Linked DNA regions of Mus musculus: region 2 is linked to region 1. Evidence: chromatin loops called from intact Hi-C (ENCODE). Cell type or tissue: heart. All regions are shown on one strand.

Region 1 (2,500 bases):
AATCAGAGCTGCAGATGGCTGTAAGCCACCATGTTGGTGCTAGGAATTGAACTGGTATCTTCTATAATAGAAATAAGCGTTCATAACTGCTAAGCCATCTCTCCAGCCTCATGATTGCTGGTTTTATTATTTATGTGTGTACTTATTTATTTGGAAACAGGGTCTCACTATGTAGCTCTGGCTGCTCTGGAACTTGCTATGTAGACCAGACTGGCCTCAAAGTAATAGAGATCTGTCAGTCTCTGCCTCTGGACTGCTGGAATTAAAAGCATCCACCACCATGCCCAACTATAATTGTGTTTTTAAAAATACAAATAGAGAGGGCTGGAGAGATGGCTCAGCGGTTAAGAGCACTGACTGCTCTTCCAGAGGTCCTGAGTTCAATTCCCAGCAACCACATGGTGGCTCACAACCATCTGTAATGGGATTTGATGCCCTCTTCTGGTGTGTCTGAAGACAGCAACAGTGTACTCACAAACAATAAATAAATCTTTTTAAAAAATATAAACAGTCGGGCAGTGGTGGCGCACGCCTTTAATCCCAGCACTTAGGAGGCAGAGGCAGGTGGATTTCTGAGTTCAAGGCCAGCCTGGTCTACAAAGTGAGTTCCAGGACAGCCAGGGCTACACAGAGAAACCCTGTCTTGAGAAACAAAACAAAACAAAACAAAAATAAAATAGAAGTAAGACAGTAAGACATTTTCTGGGTGCGTGGTTCATGCTCATAAACTTGGCGTTTGATGAGCTGAAGCAGGAGGATGACTATGAGCTTAAGGCAAGCAGGGCTACTTCGTGAACTTTCAGCCAGCATGGGCTATGTAGTGAAACTGTGTTGTGCTCCTAACCCCAAAGCTGGAGGAGACAAAGACAAGTGGACCCGAGGGTAACCAGCTAGTCTACCTAAATCATCAAGTTTCAGGCTCAGCGAGAGACTCTGTCTCAAAAATTAAGGTTGAGGATAGGTATGGTGACCACACCTTTAATCCTGGCACAGAGGCAGTAGCAGGCAGGGCTCTGTGACTTTGTCCCCAGTCTGGTCTACATGGGGGGTTCCAGGCCAGCCAGTGCTACTCAGAGAGACCTTGTCTTTTTTTTTTTTCCTTTGGTTTTTCGAGACAGGGTTTCTCTGTGTAGCCCTGGCTGTCCTGGAACTCACTCTGTAGACCAGGCTGGCCCCGAACTCAGAAATTCACCTGCCTCTGCCTCCCAAGTGCTGGGATTAAAGGCATGCGCCATCACGCATTAAGGCAGAAATGTTCTGTGCCCTATTATTCCCATGTCTAGGAACCCTGTGAAATTGGTCTCTGTACTGCCACCTGGTGGTTGAAAATGCCACTGCCTAAATTCCTTGCTCTCTCCTAGCCATCCGCCCAACAGAAGTAGGGATAGTTTCTTCACCAGCCCGGGAGATCGGATGCATCTGTTCAGTTTGCTTCCTAATTCCCAGCCCATTGCTGCCATGTGGATCTTTGGCTCACCCATCCAACACGGGCAGGGCAAAGGAAGAAACGCAGTCACACCAGCCACCAAAAAGGAGGCCTGCAGCTTAAAAGGTGCATGTTTCTCAGTGACTAAGACTCCTTGGAGGGGCAGCAGAGATGGCTCAGTGGGTAAGAGCACTGAATGCTCTTCAGAAAGTCCTGAGTTCAATTCCCAGCAACCACGTGGCTCACAACCACCCATAATGAGATCTGACACCACATGGCTCACAACCATCCATAATGAGATCTGACGCCCTCTTCTGGTGCGTCTGAAGTCAGCTACAGTGTACTTATATATAAAAATAGTAATAATAATAAATTAATTTTTAAAAAAAAGACTCCTTAGAGCTGGGATCCAGAGTCAGAAAGGATGGATTTGAGAACCAGAATAACAACTTGGCCTCTTGTTGCCTCTGTTTTTTTTTTTTTTGTTTGTTTGTTTGTTAAGTCTCTGGCCAGAAATGATGGTTTATGTGTGTAACGCCCACACTTGAAAAGTGGGAGCAAGCGGATCAGAAGTGCAAGGTCATCCTCAGCTCCGTAGAGAATTCCAGGTCTCTCAGGATCGCAGTTTTCCACACAGGGAGGGTAGCAGACAGATCCAGCGCTTTGGGTTTGCTGGGAAGATTAAACAGGAGAATATGAACAAACCTGCAATCTCTATACTCAGGACGATGAGGCAGGGGATAGAATGAGTTAGAGGCCAGGCTAGAAAAAAACAAAACAAAACCCACAAAGCTGTGTCCAGGCAGTGGCAGAGGACACACCCTAGAATGTCACCTTGTAAGTAATGACAGTTCTGAAAGTGGTCGAAATGAGTATGAGAGGAGCAGGAGCAACTAGGTCGCCTCCTCTTGCCAGCATGGGCAAGGTAGCATCCTCAGTACCAGGGAAGGAATGGCTGGCTCAGCATCCACGCTATGCCCCACTCCCGTGCTGTCCTGGACTGGTCCCATGGGACAGAGGCAGCCCTCCATACTAAACGAAGTCCAATTCCTGAGTGACTCCCAGTGGCGAATC
Region 2 (2,500 bases), 290 kb before region 1:
CATCACCTGAGGTGTCTCTCGGGCCAGATGATAAGCAGCCATGGTTTCCTGGGCAGCCTGGAGGGACTGGGGGAATGTACAGATGGGAGCTTTAGGACCTGAGCAGGAGGCGACTGGCTTCCCAGGCTGGGAGCTGGGGGCGGGGGAGGGAATTGAGTGTCAGGCTGAGGCAGGGCAGGGCAGGGGAGTTGGGATGGTGTCGGGCTAGAGTGCTAGGGAGTTTTCCTTTCACCTTAATCATTCTGCAAACCCAAGAACTCAGGAAACACCGAACACCTCAATCAACAGCTCCCCCACACTGGCATTCCCAACTGCCCGTAGCTCAAGAGCAGTTGCTTTCTGACTATTGAGTCATCTGACTCACCAACACTGACCAGGTCCCTCTGTCACCACACGTTCAAATTCCCCCAAATTCTCCTGTTAACTGCCTTGAACATGGCCTGTCCTGGATCTACAGGACCCCGACTCACCCACCCAACCCCCACCCCCAACCTCATATCCAGTATCCCTGGAATGAGACATCAATTTTGTTCACACACCCCAGAGCCCCTCCGGGTTTGTGGCTACAAAAGAACCGGGACAGAACCCAGAGTAAAACAGAAACAGTTCTTGTTCCTTAGGGGTTTCTCCACGTCCCTGACAGTCAGATTGGGCTTTCTCTACAGTAACCGAAAGCCGTTGATGGGTTGAAAGAAACCTCGAACGCTGAACCCCGAAATGAGTCAGGGAAGGGCGGGCTGTGCATCAGACCCTGAAAATCCTATAGTTGAGAATGGGCATGTGACCTCAAGCTCGTGGGGTGGGGGTGGGGTGCCAGGGGTAATTCAGTTGGGGGGGGGAATGTGTGAGAGAGATGAGCTGTGAAGCCACGTGGTGATGTTCCCCTTCCTGTCTCCAAACGTTCTAGTACAAGCTGATGATAAGGGGACAGTGGCTGTCTGTCCCCAGAAAAAGATGGAGCTGGTGAGGCATGGGCCCCACGCTAAGCCTAAGCGTCTCTCTATCTCTACAGCTAGGATTTCGACTTATGGTTAGGGATTTAGGAGGGAGGCAAGATAGGAATAGAGGGCAGAGTTAGCTTCAGTAAGACGTGCTTACATAGCATGGAGGAGAATGTAGAGGGGAAAAACGTTTGTCCGGGTCACCCTGATGCCCTTCCTGCCTGTACTGAGTGACCAAGCGTAGCCTCCTCAGCCTGGAGTACATGTCAGGTACCCTGGGTGTCATGTAGCCTAGTCTCCAGCAGGTGGTGCTATGGCCAAGGACAAACAACATCTGCGTTTGAACTGTTTCCCTGGCCTCAAGAGGTCCCCCAGACTCAGATTGGGGAGCAAAGTCCTACTCTGGACTGCAAGACCCATAGGGTCTGACTCTTCCTGTAGATCTGAAGAACTGGGATTCAAGGGCTGGAGAGGGGTGCCAATAGCAAAGAAGGCGGATCAAGGGTCCCCAGGGGTGAGACGGGAGTATGTGGGGTAGAGGTCTGGGGTGGGGGGCATAAGATGTCTGCAAAAATTACTTTTCCAGTTGTCCTCTTGCTTAGCTGTCAGGAGAAAATACAGCCCAGGCTGGCTCAAGGCTCAGCTCTGAGCAGAATGAGGAGTGGTCGCTGTCATATGCAAGCCTGTTCTAACCAGTGGTCTCTGTCTGCAGAGTATTCGAAAACACGTTGAGGGAGAGAGAACAGATTCCCATTTCCTTAGCCCTTAGAACATCTGTGAGGCTTCACATGTGGCTGTCTGTGCCCTTGACCATCAAGGAATGCTCCCAGGCCGGTGGATCTTGCCACCAAGGAAGTGTTGAACATGTGTGCATACATCCCGACTACCACAGGGCTGTGCATCATGTGGAATGGGAAGTTGGGGGGGGGGGAGTCAGGACCCTGTGCGGAACCAGCAGTCTGGAGGAGTTATTGGGGTACAGTGGATACTGCAAACCAGCAGCAGCCTAGACTGGCCAGGGCAGGGGAGGGGGGAGGGGAATGGGAGGGGGATGGGAGGGGGATGGGAGGGGGTGGAGCCAGCTGTTCTACTTCTTTCCCAGACCTGGGAGTAGAAGCGGAAGGGAGGGAGGTGAAGACAGGGATGCTGGGCAGCAGGCCAGGTGTTCAAACACACAATCTGGTTCTGATGTTCTCTTTCAGCAAGCCCGAGGTGCCTGGAGCCTGGGATAAAAGTTCCCAATGGTGCCCCTGCCCCACCCCCGAATGTCTCCTTAATCACCGAGCAATTTTTACCGGGGCGGTAACATCATCTCCTTTGTCTCCTCTAGGGAAACCCAGGAAAAACGTGCTGGTGGTGGCTCTCCTTGTCATTTTCCAGGTGAGGCTTCCTGCCAGGGCAAGAGCTCTCTTCCCTCCTCCACACCCCCTCCCCAGCCAGGAGTGCTGGAACACAAACAGACCGCTGCAAGGAACGAAAGGTCTAGACACAAACCCACCTGCCGTTCACGGCCCCTTGCCCCCCCCCGCCTCCCCCCACGAAGGGGGCAGGCATTCTCT

The links. Peaks named below come from ENCODE experiments on the same cell type or tissue, not always from the same donor. Only the 100,000 strongest peaks of a DNase experiment are listed, where the experiment ranks them.
Region 2: it touches region 1 in a loop (2.9-fold over the local background); 4 of 42 quality-filtered maps call a loop at or near these places.

Annotation. Positions count from the first base shown.
Region 1 is chr11:98,858,102-98,860,601 of GRCm38, reverse strand. No RefSeq gene overlaps it. Among named protein-coding and RNA genes, the nearest start is that of Wipf2, 4.2 kb to the left of the region's middle. In heart, a CTCF peak has its summit at 1,330 (motif pointing left); a DNase peak (open chromatin) is centred at 1,331; H3K27ac peaks cover 261 bases.
Region 2 is chr11:99,148,856-99,151,355 of GRCm38, reverse strand. It overlaps Ccr7 (chemokine (C-C motif) receptor 7), which reads left to right. Exons shown (of 3, transcript NM_007719.2): 2 at 2,272-2,321. Among named protein-coding and RNA genes, the nearest start is that of Ccr7, 5.0 kb to the left of the region's middle. In heart, no CTCF peak of the experiment used is centred here; DNase peaks (open chromatin) are centred at 1,275 and 2,115; H3K4me3 peaks cover 1,112 bases; H3K27ac peaks cover 2,149 bases.